Regions from separate parts of the Mus musculus genome. Here all the other regions are linked to region 1. The links are chromatin contacts, found by POLR2A ChIA-PET in ENCODE. All regions are on one chromosome and are shown on one strand. Each heading gives the region's core, a stretch centred on a gene start or an enhancer-like site at or near the end of the contact. The rest is flanking DNA. Distances are from core to core; before and after follow the strand shown.

The links. ChIA-PET counts read pairs that join two places held with the same protein, here RNA polymerase II (POLR2A).
Region 2: POLR2A ChIA-PET joins it to region 1 with 13 read pairs in embryonic stem cell. The contact joins the promoter of Cstf3 here to the promoter of Tcp11l1 in region 1. POLR2A ChIA-PET finds 5 or more read pairs at or near these places in 4 of 5 experiments (Patski and embryonic stem cell).
Region 3: POLR2A ChIA-PET joins it to region 1 with 12 read pairs in Patski. The contact joins the promoter of Qser1 here to the promoter of Tcp11l1 in region 1. POLR2A ChIA-PET finds 5 or more read pairs at or near these places in 2 of 5 experiments (Patski and embryonic stem cell).

Annotation. Positions count from the first base shown.
Region 1 is chr2:104,709,735-104,713,863 of GRCm38, reverse strand. It overlaps Tcp11l1 (t-complex 11 like 1), which reads left to right and starts at 1,702. Exons shown (of 10, transcript NM_177190.5): 1 at 1,702-1,888. It overlaps Gm6306 (predicted gene 6306), which reads right to left and starts at 3,557. Exons shown (of 1, transcript NR_166704.1): 1 at 961-3,557.
Region 2 is chr2:104,588,159-104,592,287 of GRCm38, reverse strand. It overlaps Cstf3 (cleavage stimulation factor, 3' pre-RNA, subunit 3), which reads right to left and starts at 1,804. Exons shown (of 21, transcript NM_145529.3): 1 at 1,586-1,804. The coding sequence starts at 1,612.
Region 3 is chr2:104,814,471-104,818,599 of GRCm38, reverse strand. Qser1 (glutamine and serine rich 1) reads left to right here and starts at 1,904. Exons shown (of 12, transcript NM_001123327.2): 1 at 1,904-2,000. It overlaps 2310047K21Rik (a long non-coding RNA gene), which reads right to left and starts at 1,678. Exons shown (of 3, transcript XR_003953885.1): 1 at 98-1,678.

The sequences.
Region 1 (4,129 bases), core at 453-2,952:
CATTTTTGAGAAATTCGGAATTTTAGTTTCTTTAAAATCACAAATACAGGGCTGGAGAGATGGCTCAGCAGTTAAGAGCACTGACTGCTCTTCCAAAGGACATGAGTTCAAATCCCAGCAACCACATGCATGGTTCACAACCATCTGTAATGAGATCTGATGCCCTCTTCTGGTGTGTCTGAAGACAGCTACAGTGTACCTATATAAAATAAGTAAATAAATCTTTAAAAACAAACAAGCCGGGCAGTGGTGGCGCACACCTTTAATCCCAGCACTTGGGAGGCAGAGGCAGGTGGATTTCTGAGTTCGATGCCAGCCTGGTCTACAAAGTGAGTTCCAGGACAGCCAGGGCTACACAGAGAAACCCTGTCTCCAAAAACCAAAAAAAGCCCAACAAAACCACAAATTTTAAAATGTGCTTTCATTTTAATCCCAGGTATAGGGATGGGGGAACTGCTTAGGACTGTCTGCAACAGCGGACAATGATTTGCCTCGAGCTCCAGCTCCGTTTTGCGAGCTGCAAATAGTTTCTATGATTGTGTGAGTTGGGAATTCTGGAAACTTTTCAGTGATATATAAACAGTAGGTGGGGCCCGGAGTTTACATATGCGGTTTGTTAGTAGTAGTGCTTAAAGAAAAAAAAAGAAAAAAAGAAAAAAGGAAAGAAATTAAATTCAGGGATCCCTTAGCCGGGCGTGGTGGTGCACGCCTTTAACCCCAGCACTTGGGAGACAGAGGCAGGTGGATTTCTGAGTTCGAGGCTAGCCTGGTCTACAGAGTGAGTTCCTGGACAGCCAGGACTATACAGAGAAACCCTGTCTCGAAAAACCAAATCAATCAATCAAGAATCCCTCTCCCACCCCCACCCCCTCTGTCCTCTGTCTCTCCCCTCTATGCTTATTTCTCTTCGGTCTAGTGTTAGAGGGGGAAGGAGTGGGGGAGGAGAATCTACAAAGTAGCAAAGATTCCTATCTTTTATTTAAGATAGAGACAGATGACAAAGTATTTCTGTTAGTGAAGTTAGCTATTATAGCGCCCCAGGCTTGGAGTGGGGTGATGTTTTTGTTGGCTTAATTTTTTTTTTCTTGTACAACAATGATCATGCCCGCCCCAACTTTATGGACCCAGGGACATGATATTTAGGGGAAATGATCTTCCTTTCTGGAACGCAACTTCTCCAAGGGCTGAGCTAGGGAACCGCTGCTCTCGCCTCTTTTCATATCAAGCTGAAGCCTCGGTCACCCAAACACTTCGAAGGGACCGCTCAAGCCAGGGCTCAGAATCCAAAAGGAGCCTGTGAGTGTGTGGGTGTCCAAAATGAAGGCAAGGGAGTGAGATTGGCCTGGTTGATGGAATATTCAGTTTTCAAAGTCCTGGCAGGGAAAGTAGCTTCTAAGGCGCCCTGCGCTTTACCACACTTTTAACTGCGCGCCATCGCCTCCGCTTTTGCCCAACCTCAACATGGCGCCTCCCTGTGCGGCCGGAGCGACTTCGAGCCGGGGGCCACCGCACTCCCTCGGCCGCCCCCCTCCCCGGGCCCGCATCAGCCTTTCCACACAAAAACGTAGTGAAGCTCAGCTCCGAGCGCCAGATTCCCGAGCCCCTTGGTGACAGCGGGAGAGCCGGCCGCCGGTCCGTACAGGAGCATGGCGCCGCCCACGCTGGGCAGGCGCATCCCGCCTCCCCCGCCCCGCACTGAGCGCGGCCGGCGCTGCCCACCGACGCGGGGCACAGAGGACGGCCCGCAGCTCGGGGAGAGCCAGGCGCCCCGGCGGGGGTCGAGGCCCAGGCGCCCAGGCCGGCGCGCATCGCTCCCCCCCTTTCGCGTCGCGGACCCCGCGGTACTCGCAGCCGGAGTGACCCTGGGTGGTCGCCGACGCCGCGGCAGGTGAGCGGGGCAGAGGCCGGCGGGCCGGCCCGGGATCCACCGGGCGAAAGCGCTCCGGTTTCTGGACCTCTCCCAGCCGGTCGGGTCCCGAGGATGCAGGGTGGAGCGAGGAGGAGAACAGGGATGGGTGAGGCCCACCCTCCAGGCCGGACTCCCCGGCGCGCCCCTGCCCTCGCCGACCGAAACAGCTGTTTACGACGAAATCTGAACGCGGTTCCCGGCGCCGGGGGTCAGAGATCTTTTCTTTTCGCTTGAAAGACCCTTTCTGGAGGATTCTTTTGTGTTCAGCTTGGGCCGGCGTGCAGCTCCGACAGATGCCGGTCCCCGTGCCAGGATCCTCCCCCTCGGTTTCCTGGTTAGGTACCATAGGGTTTTATGATTGTTGAGTGAATGAATGAGAGCAATTAAATAGCACCCCCCCCCCCATAATCCTACTACTCTTTAATTATAGCTGCCAGTGTGGAATGGTGGTGGTGTGGCAGTCTGTGGCCGCAGGGTACCCTTATGCAGGAAACCAGGAGGCACTTAACTGTAGAAAACTGAAGCCACAGTAAAGACACAGAATGAGACCTCAGTAGTGATGGGGGAATAGGACATTTTAAGAAAAATGGGCCACTTTTACTGAAGTTATTGTCACTTTTAAACCACAGGTTCAGTGCTACCCAAAACACCTTGAACAACCCCTCCTAACAGTGACATCACACAGATGACACAGGGTTTTATGTCTGTCAACAAATGAGTATCTGTTTGCCGGGCTTGGGGGCTTAGGGGTATACTAATAGAGCATTTATGGAGAATATGATTGATCTTGGCTCTTGAGAAGTTCAAAATCTAGACAAAGCTTTTCATTTCATTTTTAGAGTACAAATTAGCGCTTTCCCCACCAGACCCCCAATTCCTCTTTCCATCTTTGCTTACTGCCACTTTTCCATTTCAGGCACCACTGGCTTTTCTGCTGGAGGAATGAAAACCCCCCTCCTTTCACCCCTACCCCGACGTTATAACTTGGTGAAATTCTACTCCTTTCAAAGACAGGTCACATGTCATCTTTTCTGGGAAAGTTTTCTCAGCTTCCTCCTCTTCAGAATAGCAGCGTCATGCTAATTTGAGTTTCATTGTGGCTCCTTGCAAGCATGCCTGTCCGTCTCTGATTAGATTGTTTTCAGCTTCCTATCCCTATTGGAATAATCATATTTTGACTGGAATTAAAGGCAGTGATGGATGCCAGCTGTCTCACAATCAGCCTTGCAGGACTTTGGAGAAAGATGTAAACATTCATAAGGTTGAAGGAAGAGCCCTGGGAGGAGACAGGACCTGAACAGGGTCTTGGGGGGACAGGGACAGTCTTTTGTGACTCAAGGCATCTTGCCTTTCCTCTTCTCTGTATCCAGTGAATGACTTCCTCTGGACAGCTCCCTGGTGTTTGAAGAGGATAAAATTAGATGTTTTGTTTCTTATAGAATCTGTAGGTAATGAACATTGGATCTGTTGCACTTCCAAACGCTAGTAGGATTTAAGACAATGGAGAAATGGGTTTTGGAAGGAAAAGTTGGGCAGGGAGTGGTGGCACATGGCTTTCTGGGATTGAAAGCCCCAGGAGCTGAGGTGGGCAGCTCTTCTTATGAGTTCGGGGGCTGTATGGTGAGTCCTAGGCTAGCTAGAAAGTACATGGGGTGGGGGGTGTGGAGGCTGGTCTTCCCAAGGTCCTGAGTTCAAATCCCAGCAACCACGTGGTGGCTCACAACCACCTGTAATGAGATCTGACGCCCTCTTCTGGTGTGTCTGAAGTCAGCTACAATGTTAATAAATAAATCTAAAAAAAAAAAAAAGTACAAAGAGGGACCCTGGCTCCCCAAAACAGAGGCAGAGGCAGGTGCCTGTAGCCAGGGTTGTGAGATCTTGTTTCAAAAGGAAAGAAAAGAAAAGAAAAGAAAAGAAAAGAAACTTAAGCACGTAAGGGGGGTTATTTTTGGCCCACAGCCCAGCAGGAGCATGAGGTAGCTGGGCATGTCACATTCATGGTCAAGAAATAGCAACAAAGTCGTCTAGTGCACAGTCCCTTTCTATGGAACTGTTGTTAGGCCAGAACCCAGCCCAGGAAATGGTGCTGCCCAAGGGTGGGGAGAGTCTTCCCACCTCGGTGAACGAAATCAAGGAAACCAATCAAGGGGCTCTCCAGCACCCCCATGAACTGAGCCAGCCTGATCTGGACAGTTCTCCCGAGGGTCCTTTCCAAGGTGA
Region 2 (4,129 bases), core at 555-3,054, 120 kb after region 1:
CTAGCACTCAGCAAGGCAGAGGTTCAAAGCCAGACTGGTCTATGTAGCAAGTTCCATGCCAGCCAGGCCTACATAGGGGCAACTGTCAAAATAAAAGGGGTTTGGAGAATGGAGGTTTATAAAGTCTCATCACAGTTCTCATAGAAAACATCACACACTGTGTTACTAAGGCTTTTAACTCAGTGGTTGATTGCTTCCCTGCATGCATAAGGCCCGGGGTTCAACCTCTAGCTGGGGTGGAGCAGGATGACCCACAACAAAAACTAAAACCCGCATAGTTCTAAAACAAAAGCATGGCAAATTTTTGTCTTTACAAATTTATATAAAACAGTGAATTTCAGACACATCCAATGAAACCTCAACACCACTCCTTCACTTTCAGAAAATAAAAATGCCAGCCCGGTAAGAGTAGAGTAAAATAAACAGTTTTAGAAAAATAGTTCAAAGACACTGCATTCGTGGGCACCCTGACTTTAGATAAAATGCAAAAGCACTGCCAAGACTTGGAATTAAATTGGTCCTCAAGCGTTTCAGTCACCAAAGTAATTAAGTTCTAATTTGCCTACACTTCATTAACATACAGTCCTATTTTACCTCATCTGTCAACCTCCAATAATTTCTATTTTATTAGCTGGGGATTTGGGAAAAAGAAAAGAAATAAAAATACAAGCGTATTTCATTGCTATAGCAATAAGAAATTTAGGACTTTGTTTTCTTTTAAAACTAAATATACGTGGATCAAGATCAAAACACACACCTTTCAAAAACTCAGTTTTGTTTTTTACAGTAAAAGCCAAACACTAGCCTACAAAATTTAGGATATAAAAGAGCAAAAGAACCAAACATGGAGATGGACGCCTGGAGGCCAAGGAAGCAATCCTGTCAGAAGGTCCTGCCTAGTCAGGGCTACACTGTGAAAACCTATCCAAAACAAACAAACAGCCAAACAGCAAAAGGGTGAGATCTCCTATCTAAAAGTCCCATTTGTAAAATACTTATGTATCATTCATATCTAACCATCCAAACAGATGGTGCCTACAGTGACTAAAGCACATTTCGAGTTTTCAGTTTACCAAATTCTGCAATGTTTGCGTGGTCGTAAAAGCAAAAATAAAGTGTTCCTAAACGAGAGGGGAAGAAAGCGAATCCACAAAATTCCCCCAAAGCTCGGAAGAGCCGTGGCTCTTTTTACCTTCGCTCTCTCGGGGGCCGAATTTTCCAGACTGATTTCGTTATTTCTGGGGACAGAGGACTGGGGGGCAGACGAGGAAAACACTGCCAGCGCAGATACACGTTAGAACAATCTGGGACTACCGGAACACTAAAGTGGTATGAAATACACCGTCCCGACCGAAGAAACTGCAATGGCCAGGGCGAAGCGACGTCTCTGCCATTGTCTAAGTCCCATACTTATTCGTACGAACGCCACAGAGAAGCCCAAACCTGGGAGACTTCGGGGGATGCGCTCCCGATCCCCGGGCTCACTAGCTCTTCAGGGCCCTTGCTCACGCGAACGGGGTGCTCGCACCCACAGGGCTAGAGAGAGAAGAGGTCGCCACGAGGCCCCACCGCTCCCGTTCCTCACCTGCTCCGCGGCTGCGTCTCCTGACATGGCCTCGGGGGACTACAACGTACGCACCAGCCGGCAAAGGGAAGCTAGAAAAGGAAAATTAAACTAAAGGCAAACCCCACCAAAACCAGGAACACTACCCCTGTCCCTCAGAGCCAAAGCCGCCGCCAAATCCGCTGCCGCCGCCGCCGCCGCCGCCGCCCACTCAGATTTGAATTAAAATGGCTGCGCCCCAGCCGGCAGAGGGGGTGTGAGGCGCTTCCGTATTCACTTCCGGGACAGTGGGCGGGGCTGAGGCTTAACTCCCGGATTATTGGAGGTGCACAAGCGCAGAGCGCTCCCAGAGGGCGGGCTCAGTGCGTGAGCTAACGTCACGCCCGGAACTGATGACGCCGCTGTCCAGATTTCCGAGGCCGGCCGGAAAGATCCACCCGATTGGCCTGGGAGCTCCCGCGCTTCTTGGAATTTCACGACTGAGTTGCAGAGCCGAGCTCCTCCCTGCTGAAGCCTGACTGCCAATCCGCTCTGTACAGGCAAACTGACCATTTTAGGGAATAGCGTTGAGAGTTAGTGAATACCTCTCGTGTTTCGGGAATAAGGAGTCTACTAACGCGTTCTGTACGTTTTCTTTTCTTGGGGAGGAGAGGAACACATCAAGTCTGTTTTTTGTTTTTTTGTTTTTTTGTTTTTTTGTTTTTTGTTTTTTTTTTTTTACTTTTGCTGTCACCGTTCACTATTAGACCGGGGATTTTAGTTTAGCGTCTCACCACGATCTCTTATCTGCAAAATTGCGTTGATAGTGGCGAAGGAATGTTGCTTTGCATCCAGACTTCTCACCTACTATAGAGGAGTAGACTGGGCAATTTGCATTATCTGCGTCTCTGTTTCCTTGCCTAAAGATAGGAATAGCAACAGCAGCTAAGATTTAACTTAAAAGGTAAAAGCTCTTATTTGGCTTACGAGTAACCAGGAGGTTATTGAGCGGTGGTGGCACAAGTCTTTAATCACAGTACTCGGGAGACAGAGGCTGGATGGATCTCTGAGGGCAGCCTGGTGTGTAGAGCCCACGGACGAGGGCCATACAATGAGATGCATATATCTTTTTAAGCAAATAGATGCATGAATCAAATGTACATATATTGAGTCACTGCAACATTTGATAATGGAGTCTGAATATTTCAGAAGTCTCCCTCAATGGGGCGTTACTCTTTTAAACTGTTGCTGATGTGACTGACTTAGAAAAATATCCACAATGAGCCAGGATGGTTCAAAGAGTGGAGGTGCTTGCCGTGATGGCCAAAAAACTTGAGTTTGATCCTGGCATCCAATGAGTTGACAGGATAGAACCGACTCCAGGAAGTTATTCCTTGACCTCCACACATGCACTATGGCTTGCAAACTCCTGCACTTACAAACACACAGGCACTCACAAGATAAATATATAAATCTAAAAATAGCCACAAAATTAAGCCAGAAATATAAAATAGCTTATGTGTATATATGTGTGCATGTGTGTGTGCACGCCTATGCGTGCGTGTATTCATCAAAACATTTAAAGAGGTTATTGTTAATGTCACAGATGCAAGGAGAAAGACCACCAACCCAAATCATGATCAAGTTAATTAAAGCAAGACTTTTTTTTTTTTTTTTTTTTTTCATGCACACAGGCTGTCTCTAAGGTCTGGGTCCAAGAGATCAGCCTTGGATGTGGGGAAGATACAGGTGTTTATAGTTCAAGAGTAGAGAGTTGTCAAATGGAAGATTTTGCAGGCAAATAAGAGAGGCTACGAAGCAGAACATAACAAGCTGGTCATAACCTGAAACAAAGTCATGGCTGCCAGGTGATAATAACAAGGTGGTCAAAAGAAGGTGATCATAACAGCAGGTGAGCACAATACACTTCTGAAACAAAGGTGCGGTTGCCAGGTGATCAGAACTAACCCCTGAAACAAAGGTGCGGTTGCCAGGTGATCAGAACTACCCCCTGAAACAAAGGTGCGGTTGCCATTTCCTGGAATAGGCCATATAAAACCATTAGTAGTTAAAATAATAGGTGAGGCATAGCCCAATCCGTGAGAAACAAAGATCCAATCTTAAACAGGAATGGCTTGTCTTTATTATAAGATGGCTTTCAAGTCTAAAATGGAGGCAGGCTGGTTTATGCTATCTCTAGGTTTTATGTTACATGTTGGGGGTGTTGTCTTTTTGTTGTTTCGGTTTTTGATTTTTTTTTTCTTGTTGTTGTTTTGTTTTTGTTTTGAGACAGAGTTCAACCTATGTAGTCCATGCTGGCCTCAAGCTCACTGAGATCTATTTATTTGCCTCTGCTTCATGAGTGCTGGGACTAAAGGCATGTGCCTCCACCACCCATCAGGTTTTGTCTATTTTAATTTTCTTTTTACATTTATTATTTGTTTTTGTGTGTTCAGCCAACCTATGGGAATCTGATCTCTCCTTTCAATGTAAATGCCTCTAGGATGAAACTCAGGTCGTCAGGCTTGATGGCTGTCATCATTACCCACTAAGTCCTTGCTGGTCCTTTGCATTTGTATTTGAGAC
Region 3 (4,129 bases), core at 655-3,154, 100 kb before region 1:
CTTTTCTCTGATTTCTGTGGTATAAACAAACTGCATACTGTTGTAAAGACTATAAAGGTTTTACTGCCACTTGTTTGGATTTAATCTGTAAACTCACCCTTCAATACTGGTTGTATCTCCAACTAAATTCTATAAAACATTTACAGCATACCACTCCGTTTCCCACACGTTCCACAGAGACAAAAATTTAGTGCTCACAAAAGTACTTATAAATATATTAGCTAGTTGTGAAGACTTGCTTCATTTAGACTCCAGATCACCAGTCTGCTGGAAGTAAATGTTGTAGAGGGAGGAGGATATTTGCCGTACTTCTCAGCTGGATCTGAGATTTGGCAAATTCCTTCCTCAAGGAAAACCACTTTCCAAAGATATCCTAGGTAAATGCTTAATGAGATTAACATAAAACTGGAAAGGTCTACTGCGTCCACACCTTCGAATTCATTTGTAAATTACCACTACTTTCTTTTCTTCCCCACCGGGGGACCAGGCTGCAAGAGTCACAGGTGCAGAAGGTTTTTCACTAAAAACAGCATAGAAACAAAAGAATGAAGGCGCCAGGAGGAAAACATAGTCTCAGAACAAAATCAGTCTCGGAGGGGATGGCAGATCTAATGGCAGGTATTACAGAAGTTTAGATAGTCACCAGAGATAGAGAGTATCAGCTCTATTAGGTCTTCCGTTACGCCTGTCTGATTGGCTTAAACCTTTGTGCTAGTCTTTATCTTGAGAGATCTCTTTGCTAAGCACGTGATAGGTGTTAAGCCAATATTGATTTTTTTTAAAAGGAGAGATAGTCATTAAATCTAAGCTTCACGGTTAGTTTTAACTTTCAACTTATGGATCACAAGCCAAACGATTCATATGATCCCTGAATTTCATTACTCATAAGGAGAAACAGTTCGGGTAGGCACGACCTCAAAGTCATCAAATTACTCACACCACACAGCTTAGAAGTCCGATAAGGCAATGTTTGGGTAGAGTCTTGCAGAGATTAAACATCTTGAGCAGAGAGCCCCAACAAAGTGCATAGTGAGTTCGAATGTATTGTAATTAAAGTCATCCAGATGGTAGTTGGACTAATCAATGATGAGGCGGTATTTATCTTGGGATAGAAGATTCTGAACTCCAGAGTAAGAAAATCCCCAAGGTGGGGGGTGGGGACAGTTAATAAGTGCCCCTGGGAAAGGCCCATTCAGCTAGGGCTGCAAAATTCGTTTGAATTTGAATCAATTTGAATAGAAATCTCCCCCAGGAAGCAGGAACCAGATCCTCTAAGCCCAGCAAACTTTGGGCAGGAAGCGAGTACTGCAAAGCAACAGTCCCTTGTCTGTGGTTTGGGGCGCAGAGAAAGAAATCACAAGCGGGAATCGAGTGTTTGAGTTCCTTCAAAGAACCCGGGAGCGCAGAGTAACGAACTCCAGGCACAGTGCTGGCAAGCCCTCTCCTGTCCGCACCCATGCGGGTGCTCCGGCGCGTAGGCCTTCTCTTCACCGCTAGGGCGTCCACGGAGCAGCCCTCGTCCGGCCCGGCTCCCGAATCCGCAGCCAGCAGCGCGGGGCGCCGAGGGGGGCGGGGCGACGAGCGGGCGGAGGGCGCGGGAGGTGCATCCTGGGAAATCCAACAACATGGGGCGCCCGGGCTGCGGGCGCTGTGGCCGCCTCGCGTCCCGGCCGCAGGCGCCGCCGCTCTCCTGACGTCCGAGCCGAGGCCCGCCCGCCGCAGCCCGGTTCCCCCGCCCAGGCGCCCCCGCCCCCCGGCCGCGCCATGTGAGGGGCAGCTCCCGCCACCGCCTCTTCCTCCCCGCGCCTCCCGCCCGCCCCCGCCGCCTCAGCCCCCGCCATGGACGCGCACTACGCGCCCGCGGGCTTCGCTGAGCCTCCCGCGCCCCCCGCCAGCGCCGCCACGCAGCCCGCTGCCCCCGCCTGGGCCTACGAAGCCCGGGTCCCGGCCGCCGCCTCCAGCCCCAGCTGCAGCGGCAGCAGTCCCAGCCTCAAGGCCAGGTAGAGAGGGTGGGCGCGGGGTCTCACTGGGCCAGGAAAGGCCGCGGATGCGCCGGGGCCTGTGCCCGCCCCTCTCGGGGGCCCAGGCCGGGTGGGGAGCCTTCGAGGCGCCCTTCTTTGCTCCCGGGAGAGGCGGTGGACAACTCCTGGCGGGTGGTCCCGGCTGGGAGGGGGCGCATGGTGCAGGATTCGCTCCTGGGGCGGGTCGGGGCGTGGGGCAGAAAGGGAAGGTTGGGTGGGATGGAGGGGCGCAGTCACCTCTCGGTGCTGGACTCCCACATGGTAAAGTTTAAGCTCCGGGCTGACCTCGGTATCTGGGGAACCGGGACTGACTCCGCGGGGAGGCCTAAAGGGGCGCCGCGGAGTCCTGGGCAGTGACATTCCATTGTATTGGAATCTGGGTGGCCGACAATGTGGTGTTGGGGGCTTCGGCAGTGTGAAGGTGAGGGCGGTGGCAGGGCATGACGAGGAGCGGGGCCGTGTCGCTGACACTGGGGGTCCTGGGATGACTGGGCTGCAAGAGAACCCCCAGGGCGGGACACGAATGCAAAGCAGGGGCTGGGTGACATATGTTTATAGTGATGTAGTGTTCCACGCGTTCAAAGTTGCTTTTGGGTTTCCTCTGCTTTTAACAACGGCAGGAAGTCAAGATTCCCTCTTGGCTTTCAGTGTCTGGGGGTGACTGAGTTTTGGGAAGCGTTGAGGGCTGGTGGTCAAAGAAGGCTCTAGAGGTCGAAGACCCAAAGCATGCTTCTCCGTCTCCACTTCATTGTATAGTGCGGCTCTCCAGCATGGGCAGTAGACCCCAAAATGGGGACTCCTGTTTGCTATTTAAGCTCGCGAGAAATGTGTAGCAGTACTACACTTTGAAATGGTCACATTCGAATGATAACTGGAAGGCGTGGTCTGGCTTTGGGAGCGGGGTACTTTTTAAAAACCGCCTCCCCTAAACAATACTCGATCTAGTAGGTATAGCTTCTGACCCAAGAACAGGGAAATCCTGGCTGGTAATGACTTCATCCTCAGCTACCAACAGGAAGCCTTGTACCTATGTGATCTCACCAGGTTTCTAAACGATTTAAACGACACGAGTGAACTTTTTATTTCACTTTACACATTCTAATTACCTTTGTTTTTATGAAAGTGCCGCATTCATGATTTAGAATAGATGTGTAAAGAATTAACTAGTCTTTGTCTTAGATAGTCTCGGAGTTATTATGAAAGAAAGAAAAATAATAATGCTTCAATAAAAGAGTAATTATAAACCTCAGAAAAATCTTTTGTTTAAAAAGAGCCCGGATTTTTAAAAAGAAAGTGATTTTTCCAGTTTCGAGCTAACTGGAGACGCTGAGGTCTTACAGAAATAGCTATAGTGTCGTGTTATTGTAAATAAAACATTTTGAAGAATTTTTAGGAAGAATATTAGACCCTTCCTTGGTTATTTTTGGTGGTAGTTTATCATTTTACAGAGAACAGTTACATTATCTATATGACTTACAATTTTTTCTCTCCAGAGATCAGCAATGATGGGTAATGCGTAGCATTTCTTATATCTCAAATATTTTTTCTTTTTGGTAAATAACACTGAAATCCTGCCTAGTTATTGTCTGTTATTTGTTTGAGCAGAATACCTCTGAGGCAAAAAGCAAAAGCTGACTGGCCATATTTTCCAAATGTTATCAGTCTAACTCTGAATAACTACCTAAGCATGTTTGAAAACAAGTTTAAAAGATTTTTGTTATTGTTTTGGATGTTGCTGGTCCTTAGATCCACTCCCTAACCCCTTGCTTTAAAACATTTTGGAGGGGTGTGGTCAGCTAAATTATAGCGTAGATAATGCAGGCTTTTCCCCTCCCCCATAAAACCTGCTTTGTTAACATGTTGTGTTAGGATTAGGCCATCTGTACAGGGCTGCTCACACTTCTTAATTGTGCATTACTTTTCTTCAAGCCAGGCAAATGTCCTCTGATTTCAGTTATATCCAAAGTACTATAGCCGGACTGTGCCTTCAGAGTCCTTAAAGATTGGGCATTTCAAAAGCTTAATCATATTTTTACAACATTTAGAAAAGCTGTTTCGTAATTCATGTATCAGTTGAATGTTTTTGTTTCCCTTTTGTGGCAGTTTCT